Linked DNA regions of Homo sapiens: region 1 is linked to region 2. A link is an interaction called in ENCODE POLR2A ChIA-PET data of the cell type or tissue named here. Cell type or tissue: CD4-positive, alpha-beta T cell. All regions are shown on one strand. Each heading gives the region's core, and the rest is flanking DNA. Links, peaks and the distances in the headings are about the cores only.

Region 1 (5,556 bases), core at 1,794-4,293, 1.2 Mb after region 2:
CAAATTCTTCCTCACCGCCTTCTAACCTCCAGAACTCCAGAACTGTGAAACGAGGAATGCCTGCTGTTTTAATCCACCACTTTGTGGTACTTTGTTACAGCAGCCATCGCAAACTAATACAGGCACCAACTTGAAGGTTTGGACTTATTGGAAATAAACAAACTTTTCCCTGGGAGGTGGATCTACTCCACATTGTCCCTACGGACTTATATTTGGCTTTTGCCAGTAACGGTTTGTACAGTGACCCTTGGTGTGGTTCTGCTCCGGATCCCCCTATATCTCTCTGGTGGAAAATTTCCTAGCTGCTCCAGGCTGTGTAGGGGGATCAAGAATGGAGCTCTTTGTTTAGACTTTGCGTGGTGTACATAAATAACGAGCATATGGGGAATTTTCAAGCCAGAGGCATTTCAGAACTAGGCAAGGGAAGAGAGGTTTCATTTGTTAAAGACATTTCCTGTTAAAATTCATCACAAGCTTCTCTACATCCTCCCTTTCCAGTGTCCTGCCCCCTCCCCACACACCCCAAATATGTAAGAGACTTTCTTAGCAGCGTAGGCCCAACAGGATGTTGTGAGAATGAATAAGAAAAAATTAATACATCAAACCAGATGAATGGAAAAAGCTCTGTTTCTTTTTATGCATGTAACTTCAGAACTGTAAAAAGGGAACGAGTAAGAGAATTTCTCATAAGTGAACGTGCTGTTAAGTGTGTCTAAATTGTTTATACAAAGGGTTGCCTTCAGAAAATCACCCCAGTTGTTCCTTTTAGTTATGGGGACATGCACTGAAATTCTACCTTCAGGATTTTAATGGAGACTTCTTTTGTTAGTAGCTTATGTGCCTAGCTGTCCCAGGCTGAAAAGTAGGGGGGTCAAGTTTCAGGTGTAAGAGCTGATCTACTCCAAGCCAGTCCACCCAGAAAGCAGGAGGTGGGCCTGGCCCTGGGGAATAATTTTGGATTCGCTGAACGCAGGGTACCCCACTTAGTTACTGCTATTTCCTATTATCCTGTGGATGCTTGACAGCAACCACATCTATTGGCTCTGTAAAAGCTCTTTTAAATAAAAATATTTCATTAGCTGCCAGGGAATTGGTGAGGCAAGCTGTGTAAAAGGCAGCTCCATTTGCTTGCGTCTGGGAAGGAGGTTGACTCCTGGTTAGCACAAGCATCCCAGTTTCACACCCCATTAACAGGGTGTCAGTTGGATTTCTCCCTTTTAACCCAAACCACAACCCTAGGGAAGCTGGCCAGCCTTCCAGTTGCTTCTGGTGTAGATATTCATGGCTTCATGGTCTGACTTAGTTGAAGTGATTTCTTGCAACAGTTTCAGAAGAGGCACGTCCACATTCAAATGTAACCATAGGAACGTATAGCAATGATAAATGTTCATCATATAAGGATTGCCTTGTATTTTGAATTATGGTGCTTTCTGGACAAACCTCCTGAAGATCAATGTGTATAATTGGTAATTTGCAGTAATATTAGGAAATCAAATAGAAAAAGTAACAAAAAATTACAAAAAGTAACAAAAGAGTAATAATTCCTACTCTTAAAAATATTTCTTAAATGGTAAGGTGCAAGAGAGAATACAGAATATAAAGCATAAAACTGAAGGAAGTCGGATTAGGGTACAATTTATTGAAGATCTACAATGAGCCAGGAAATGCACTAAGTTCTTTACTGTGTATCCTTATCTTGGGAGGAGAGAGAGTGGGGTGGGGGGTGAGGGAGAGAGAGAGAGAGAATATGAATAGATCCATTTGGAGAATTTGTCTTGCATTATTAAAGAAGGGTAATTTATAAGAGTTTCATGAAGTCATTTAGGAGTTTGAGGGGCAACAGAAGAGATGTAATTATGTATCCCAAAACCCTAAACCCAACAATCACATTTTTCTGATTTACAGAAGGTCTAATCCCTGAGTAATGTTTTTAAGGTTCAGGTCCAAACCCTGGCTTTGGAATAATTGGCCTGTTGCCTGGAGTCAGGGCTTCGGCTTTTAGAGGCAAAAACAATAATCAAAAACAGCTTTCAGAAAGATGTCACTCTACCCCAAGCCTACCACAGTGACTTGCACATAGTATGGCCTGAAATAAGAGTTTGCGTAATGGATGAACAGAGGATTTTATATTGAAATGTTGTTTGTAGCAGACAATTCCTATACTTCTTTTTCCACTTGAAGATGATGAAGAGAGACTTGTCTGAATTGCAATAAGAGGAAATAGGTTAGAATTCCCAGCTGCAAGCAGAAATAAATCTTGGTAAGAGCTTCAAGAGGGTTAATGAAGTTCTTTCTGGAGTATCTATGGCAACAGAAAGGCTAAACATGGCCCTGTGTACTATGTAGAAGAATAGGGTAGATCTTTTTTTTTGAGGCAGAGTTTCGCTCTTGTTGCCCAGGCTGGAGTGCAATGGTGCAATCTTGGCTCACTGCAACCTCCGCCTCCCAGGTTCAAGTGATTTTCCTGCCTCAGCCTCCCAAGTAGCTGGGATTACAGGCATGCACCACCATGCCCAGCTAATTTTTTGTATTTTGAGTAGAGATGGTGTTTCACCATGTTGCCCAGGCTGGTCTTGAACTCCTGACCTCAGGTGATCCACCCGCCTCAGGCTCCCAAAGTGCTGGGATTACAGGCATGAACACCGTGCCTGGCCAGATCTTTAAAATCTGCTCCTTACCCCTTTCCTGCGTGCCTTTTCATTTACTACTTTGTGGGAGACACAGCCACCTAGAATTATACTAAATCTCCCGGAATGATGGAACTCTTTCTTTTGGTCAAGATGCTCAGTCTTTTTGAGGACACAAGCATCACGCAGCTGATGTTGCCTGAATTGTGTTATGGTATAAAAAGGATACATATCAGTTAGGGATTGGTTTAGCTGAGAATGAAGGCAAACCCCAAATAAAATGGCATAAACAAAATAGAAATTGAAGAAGTTCAGAGGAAAGTATCCTGTTCATGACATTGTCAGGAGCCACTCTTTCACCTTGTGGCTTCTCTACCTCATGGTCCAAGGTGGTTGCTTGAGCTCCAGCCATCATGTCTACATTCTAGCAAGGAGGAAAGAAAGGTATATTTCATTTTTTTTTTTTTTGAGACAGGGCCTTGCTCTGTTACCCAGGCTGGAGTGCCGTGCCATAATCACGACTCACTGCAGTCTTGACCTCTCCTGGGCTCAGGTGACCTCCCACCTCAGCCTCCTGAGTAGCTGGGACTACAGGCATGTGCCACCATGCCTGGCTAATTTTCGTATTTTTAGTAGCGATGGGTTTCGACATGTTGCCTAGGCTGGTCTTGAACTCCTGAGCTCAAGCAATCTGCCTGTTTTGGCCACCTAAAGTGCTGGGATTATAGGTGTGAGCCACCACGCCCAGCCATATTCTATTCTTACAAGGACACTTCCTAGAAGTTGCAAGAAGCACCTTTGCTTTTATAGTGTTGGCTAAAACTTACACATAGATATCCTACTTTCAGGGAAGACTAGTAATGTGGTCTCTATTTTGGACATTAAGCACTAGTGAAATACAAGGGATTCTATTATGAAGAAAGCAGAGGAGTTTGGTTAGAAGGGGACAACTTGCAGTCTCTACCATGAGGGTAAAACGGGCATCTAAGAGGTTTAAAGACAAGGCTTGTCACCCTGACCATGAAAACATTACTTTCCTTTCTAACTGTTCATTGTTAGCTTCTCGTTTGAAAGCAGGCACCAAAGGGAATCACTCTACACTCACCTTGGTTTTTCTCTCAGTTTTAACTCGATTTTGAAATCCTGACAGTAGGAACATCTTGGCAGAGCCTGAAAGTGTTCACTAGACTCTTGGAGGCAGCCTAGGTTCCCAGGAGAAGAGCACTGCTTTCAAACTCTAATGGAAAAATGCACTGTGAGGCAGGAGGTCTGGGCTAGGGCCTGAAATTCTACATTTCTAACAAGGTCCCTAGTGATGCAGTGCTGCACTGCACAGACCAGGTTTTCAGTGCAAAGATTTAGAGAAAGTTCTCTATGGCTATCTGAGTCCCAGTTTGTAGCAGGATATTCAGGAAGGGATAGTGTAATTGCCCAATGAGTTCTTCTTGCCTGCTGTACAGATAGAGCCTATTCACTGAGACAGTGCTATTGCAGTGGAGAAAGAGCTTAATAAATGCAGACCTAGCCAAACCAGAAGGATGGGAGTCTATTACTCAGAACAGCTTCCCTAAAAGGTCAGAGGCTAGGGTTTTTCAAAGATAGTTTGGCAGGAAGAGGGAGAGGGAATGGAAAATGCTGATTGGTTGGGGATGAAATCATAGAGGTGTGGAAAATGGTCCTCTTGCACTGAGTCAGCTTCTGGGTGGAGGCCTCAGGACCGGTTGAGTCATGAGTCACCAGTCCAGGTAGAGTCAGCTGGTCACCAGAATGCAAAGGTCTGAAAAAAAAAATCAAAAGACCCATCTTAGGTAATACTCTAGTGATGTTATCTATAGGGGCAATTAGGGAAGTTACAAATATTGTGACTTCTTGCAATGGCTGGTTATTGTTTCACTATGCCCACTTTTAGCAGAGTTCAGGCCATCTTGTGGCCTTCCTTTAGTTTTACACAGGCAGTTTCTGTTCCCAAAAAGAAGGGGATAGTTTTGGGAACAGCTATTGTCATCCTTGCTTTAAGGTAAACCATAAACTAAATTCCTTCCAAAGTTAGCTTGGCCTATGCGCAGGAATGAATAAGGACAGCCCAGAGATTAGAAGCAAGATGGAGTCAGCTATGTCAGATTTCTCTTACTATCATAATTTTGCAAAGGTGGTTTCAGTGGGGGTGGTAGTGACCAGTATATCTGTCAGTGGTTTTCATATACTACTGCTCATAAGAATGCCCTTTTGGAGCTTGGTAAAATACAGACTTCTAGGATCCTGACAATCACTTTAAATGTAACAGGTATACAGTATACAGGTATACAGTAACAGATGTCTGATTTTTATAGCAGGCACTCTGAGTAATTTCTGATAAAGGTGGTCAAGGAGCAGCATTTTGAGAAATATTGGTACCCTGTGCCTAGGCAGTCTGTGTGGGTGAGGGTCTCGACCTCTCAGATCGTAAATTTACAGAGATCCTGGTGTTCTGGGATATGTGAGTTTTAGATAGTCTGGTTTAATTAATTAAAGGAGACACATATTGCTAATCTTTGTGGCTCAGGAAAATTTTATCAAAGGTACATTTTCCTCCATTTTGGAGTTAAGGGTTTTGTTCTTGCAGGAAGTTTGAGGGTGTCTTAATCAGCTCAGCTGCCATAACAAAAGGCCATGAATGCAGTGGCTTAGATAATAGACATGTATTTCTCACAGCTCTGAAGAGTGGAAATCTGAGATCAGGGTGCCAACATGGTTGGATTTTGGCAAGGGCTCTCTTCCTGGCTTGCAGATAGCCTCCTTCTACAGCCACCTTCTTGCTGTGTTCCCACATGGCAGAGAGGGAGTGAGTTCCCATCTCTTTCTCTTCTTATAAGGACATTAATCCCATCATGAGAATTTAATCCTCATGATCTCATCTCAACCAAATGGCCTCCCAAAGGCTCCATGTGAA
Region 2 (5,556 bases), core at 1,568-4,067:
TTCCTTCTACCTCTTTTTATTACTACTTTACTTTTCTTTCCTTTTCACAAAAACTTTCAATAGGAAAAACTTTCACTAAAAAAGAGAAGAAGGAAAGGGAAATCACAATTATTGTAAATACTTAAAGCACATAAACCTGTGCAAACTTTGAAAAATTAAACTATTTATTTTTGTTTTTTTTAATTTTTTTTTGAGACGGAGTCTCGCTCTGTCATCCAGGCTGGAGTGCAGTGGCACAATCTCAGCTCACTGCAACCTCTGCCTCTCAGGTTCAAGCAATTCTCCTGCCTCAGCCTCCGGAGTAGCTAGGATTACAGGCGTGCGCCACCACGCCCGGCTAATTTTTGTATTTTTAGTAGAGACAGGGTTTCACCATGTTGGCCAGGTTGGTCTTGAACTCCTGACCTTGTGATCTACCTGCCTCAGCCTCCCAAAGTGCTGGGATTATAGATGTGAGCCACTGTGCCTGGCCCTGAAAAATTCAACTATTAACAGAAGCTTATAGCTTCAGCATGAAGGCAGAATTTCATGTTTTGCTGCAGAAAACGTGGAAAAAAATGGAGGCTAGGATTTGATCAGTACATGAGGCCTCTGAATTGAGTACTGGATTGGAAAGGACTCTTCTGGATATTTTACTTCCTTTTGAACTCTCCTTATCTTTGTACTTTCTTTTTTCCCCTTAGTTTTACTTTCCACCATGAGGCCTAGAGAATTGGATTTTCTTTGCTAAGTGGGTGGTATTGCAAAATGGGAACTATTCTGTTCAAAGCTGGTTCTAGGAGTGTTTTGAAGTAGATGAACTTTCCCTCAGCCTGCCTTTCTGAAATTTGTTCTTTTTTTAAAAAATGGTTAATTCACTTTTTTCCTAATGTAGCTTATGTTCTTCTACTTTCTTACTTGCTTAGGATCAACATCTGCTCTTAGGAAAACACTTACTTTTTTCTTTTTTCTTTTTTTTTTTCAGACAGAGTCTTGCTTGCTTAGTAACCCAGGCTGGAGTGCAATGGCGCGATCTTGGCTCACTGCAACCTCTGCCTCTTGGGTTCAAGCGATTCTCCTGCCTCAGCCTCCTGAGTAGCTGGGATTATAGGTGTCCGCCACCACACCTGGCTAATTTTTGTATTTTCAGTAAAGATGGGTTTCGCCATGTTGGCCAGGCTGGTCTCAAACTCCTGACCTCAAGTGATCCACCCATCTCGGCCTCTCAAAGTGCTGGGATTATAAGTGTGAGCCACCACACTGGCTGGAAAATGTCTACTTTCAATGATTTATACTTTAATTTTACTTAAAGTCATTTAACCATCTCCAACTTCTGAGACCTATGTAGAACTCCCCATTTTTTCCCTGAGTTAAAAGAATTTCAGGTATTAATAGAGAAGATTAGCGTGGCCCCTGCGCAGGGATGACACACAAATTTGTGAAGTATTCCATATTTTATAAAATAATTTTTAAAAAAAGAATTTCAGGTATCTGGGAGTAGGAGGTGCTTTCTTGGGGCATCTAAAATTATGATAAGTAGGCTGGGCACGGTGGCTCACGCACGTAATCCCAGCACTTTGAGAGGCCGAGGCGGGCGGGTCACCTGAGGCCAGGAGTTCAAGACCAGCCTGGCCAACATGGTGAAACCCTGTCTCTAATAAAAATACAAAAGTAAGCTGGGCATGGTGGCAGGAGCCTGTAGTTCCAGCTACTTGGGAGGTTGAGGCAAGGGAATCGCTTGGACCTGGGAGGTGGAGGTTGCAGTGGGCTGAGGTTGCACCACTGCACTCCAGCCTGGGCATCAAAGCGAGACTCCATCTCAAAAAAATAGATAAAATAAAATAAAATAAAATAAAATAATTACAAGTAAGGGGCTAATTTTGCACTTCAATACAAGAGGATAAAGAAACCAGAGTGCTCAAGTCTATACTTATTTTTGATAGTCTTGTTTGTTGTTATATTTTTCTTACATTTCCATTGACTCAGTGCCTAACCAAAACAGTTTAGATAAGCAGGGCATTATAGATGAAAAGCTACAAGTTTGAAAGACAGGTGTACAAATCTTCATTTAGTATCTAACTAGCTCTGACAGAAGTCTTTTTACCTTTTTGGACCTAGCTTCCTTTTTCAGACAATACATCTTTGATGATCGAAAACAACAACAACCTGATACAGTTCCTTGCAGTTCTAAAAGCCCAATAGTCCAGAATACAAAGTCTCTATTATGTTCTTCTCTGGATAAAAGAACTTGTGGACTTTATAACATAATCCAAGAATGAAGAAAAAAAAAACAACCAAAACCTACCTTTAGGAACAAAGAGGGCACATAGCAGGAAGCTGAAATACAGAACGTCTTCTGAGAACACAGAGAACATTTAGCAAAAAGTGGAAAATCTGACAACACTGTACAGTCGCAGTCTTCCTCTCCATAACAATAATTTTTTCTCCTCTCACTAAAATAGAGCAATTTTTATTGTCACAAGCCCATGTGTATTACTGGCAATAGGGATATAGCTGTATAGGACACCTCCTTAAACATCTCCTTTATTTTAAGATTCAGTTAGGGGGAAATGACTAGTTTCCCAGCACTTTCTGGTTACCATGGATACCTGTCATCCACATCCAGAGCCTGCAGGTTACACTCAGGGACTCTTGCCAGCTCATGAATAATATCGCTGAAGCCCGCTGCCGCTGCGATATGTACACATGTCTTCCCACTCTCATCATCATAGTTGATTATGGACGGCCCCTGGTGATGGCTCAGAATGATGGAGCACAGAATCCTATTTCCACTCTGGAAAAGAGAGTCAAAGAAAGCCCATTATGTACAATCCAGTGTTCTTCTCTGTCTAGGCATGTTAAGATAAAAATACAAAGGAAAAAAAGGAAAGAAAGAAAGAAAGAAAAAAGATGAAAAGAGAAAAGGAAATGGAAAAAAAAGAATAAAAATACACTCTATCTAAGCTCTCCAACAAGTGTCCACTTGTCTCAAGTCACTGCAGAGATTTTTGTCTCCCACAGGAGCTAAATTGTCTTCCATAACTAGTGAACGAAGGATGGATTGAAATTAAATACAGGTGCAATGGACTGACGTCAGAGCTAGAGTGATCGGTGGGCCACCTAGACAACAACTTGCTCATTAGGTCTGATCATTTGTGTCCCCATTTGCTGTAGAGGCTGACCACCAAGAAACTGACAGAGTTCATCTTAATGTTAAAGAAGTGACTATGATGAGTACTGATTGGTGGCGCAGTGATGCACTTAAAAAGCTTGTTTCGGGGTAGGGCCAAGGAGCAGGGGGCTGAGAATTTGTCCCAGGGAGCCTGGGAAGCAGAACTGTCTGAGCAGAGGCTACAGTCTTGTATCAGACTTCGTTTACAAAAACAATTAAAAGATAAAGTGAGAATTTCCAGATGGGGACTACAGAACATTATGCCTTAAGCACAGGGTCCCATCTGAGTACCAGACCCTCTGTGGCTGCACTGGTTACATATCCATAAAGCAATCTCTGGCTACAAACTTTTTCTTTCTCTTCCTATCATCTTCCCTTTTGCGTCTTCTTCCTCCATCCATCTTTCCTTTGTCTAACAATGATTTTAAATAACTTTGACCCATTGTTTATATTCTATGGCATGCCTGTCCTTAGAAGTCAGCTAAAGCTTACTTAGGTGACTTAGAAGTCACCTAAAGTTTAGGTGAGCACACCTAAGCTTTCATGCCTTTATCAACTTTTCTATGTTTGTTTCACTTCATGCTAGTTAGACATACATCGAAGGAGTCTGAAATACATTTTAGATAGTCAAGAGACACTTTTCTTTAAAAGCAGTAGCCATTCAATAAGGAAAATAGAAGCAAAAAGAGTGTCAGCACAACAATTCTTTTTTGTTTACAATTTCCTGGAAGAGTAAAGGAATTCAAGCTGTCAAGGTGGTTCAAAGGCCAAAACACCCTGTTCATAGTTTCCCCTCTTGGTAGAAGAAGAAGCATTAAGTGCAGATGGAGAAAACAAAACCCCACACTCGTACTCTCTTCCTTTCGCCTCCCTCGCCCCTGGGGTGGAGTCATTCTGGAAGTGGTAAACTGAAATAGAGGCTGCTGCTTCTGGGATCCTGCCAGCCAGTCCCAGGCAGCAGGTCTCTTGGTAGCTGGGGTACTGTTGACAGCCTCTCTGGATAAGTAAAGACAGACTCCATACCTTTACTCTTTTCCTTTTGTCCTAAATTCTCCAAACAATTCCTTTGTCTCTATACCTGAATCTCACTTATAGCACCATTGTTTGTATTTTACTTTTCTTTGTAAGAAGATCCTCCCAGGAAGAATGGTGACAACTGTATTTACTGTGTGATCGTCTGGGCCTGGCACCTTTCTAAGCCATTTCATGTACTAACTCATGAACAACAATCCCACAAGGTTGGTACTATTATTGTCCTCATATTGTACAGGAGACAATGAAGGCATAAGGGATTAAGAAATTTGCCCTCTGTCACGGCTGAGAATGAGCAGATCCAGGATTGACTGTGGAGGCATTGGACTTCACCACTATACTATTCTGTCTGTGATTAAAAAGAATGGTCTATTAATTTGATCCTGCATGTTCATACTGGAGGAACTAAAGTGAAAACTGTTTAGACCTACATCAGTACCAGTGACGTGTGCCTCACCAACTGAGACCTCCTTTACAGTTAATCTTTGGGTACTTTAAGAGTTTCTCCTAGTAAGGTTTCCATGGTGCACCCTCAGGAGAATTTCAGGGAGCCTTAGAAAACACTAGTTTGTAAGTCAAGGCCCTGGATCACTTGCCTCCTGGTGACAGAATTCCCTTCTTAACAATCTAGACTGTGTGTCAGCCAAAAATATGCTTAGGCCTGGGAGGTAGGGAAAGTCACAGAGACCAGGAGACACTAGACAAGAAGAAATGGGACTGTGGTCCAGGTGGGTCCTTAGGAAGAATCGAGAGTAGGTTTACATTGGGTAGAAATGTTATTAAATAGGGAAAGAAACAGTATTGTACATATCCTATTCTTAAGGAGCTCTAGAATTCTACACTGAGCTGCCAGATGATGATTGTGAGTTTGTTTTTGTTGTATTTATTTGTTTTTGTTCATGAGTAATCCATAACATTGCCTTCATGTATTCTGAAAATGATTGGGAACTGAGTCCTAGTCGTTTTCTCTTTACCTGTCATGAGTGGGGAGAGTTGGGGAAGCCTGACTCATAAGAAGACTTGCCAAGAAGAAAGTCGAGTTAATGTGTAATAATTTTGCTACGGGCAGATTGATAAAACAACAACAACAACAATAAGATCTCAATATCCTAACTGTAGACATTCTAGGTGACCTTCAAAGGAGTCTAGTGGGCGATTTAAGACTAGTTGCTTATTTGCTAACATATGTCTAAGGAATATGTTCTATGGTGGTTTCTTCTTGGCAGGAACTCCAATCTCCTTCCTTCTCTTGAACACTGGGATGTGTTTGCATTGCTTGTCTTGTGATGGTGACCATATAAAGCAGAGGCCAGTGCTTTAGCCTCTGTGTTGCAGCCGCTTATCCCTCCTAAAAAGCTGGGAGGTTTTGTGAT

What was found. ChIA-PET counts read pairs that join two places held together with the same protein. Peaks named below come from ENCODE experiments on the same cell type or tissue, not always from the same donor. Only the 100,000 strongest peaks of a DNase experiment are listed, where the experiment ranks them.
Region 1: POLR2A ChIA-PET joins it to region 2 with 5 read pairs; 2 of 35 experiments call an interaction of 5 or more read pairs at or near these places.

What each region holds. Positions count from the first base shown.
Region 1 is chr5:57,323,907-57,329,462 of GRCh38, forward strand. No RefSeq gene overlaps it. Among named protein-coding and RNA genes, the nearest start is that of RMEL3, 68 kb to the right of the region's middle. RefSeq lists an enhancer at 3,625-4,824. In CD4-positive, alpha-beta T cell, for the core only: no CTCF peak of the experiment used is centred there; no DNase peak of the experiment used is centred there.
Region 2 is chr5:56,124,334-56,129,889 of GRCh38, forward strand. ANKRD55 (ankyrin repeat domain 55) reads right to left here. Exons shown (of 12, transcript NM_024669.3): 8 at 2,589-2,773. LOC101928419 (a long non-coding RNA gene) reads left to right here. Exons shown (of 2, transcript XR_241794.2): 2 at 2,098-5,556. It also overlaps the pseudogene RNU6-299P. Among named protein-coding and RNA genes, the nearest start is that of ANKRD55, 110 kb to the right of the region's middle. In CD4-positive, alpha-beta T cell, for the core only: no CTCF peak of the experiment used is centred there; no DNase peak of the experiment used is centred there; H3K27ac peaks cover 2,045 bases.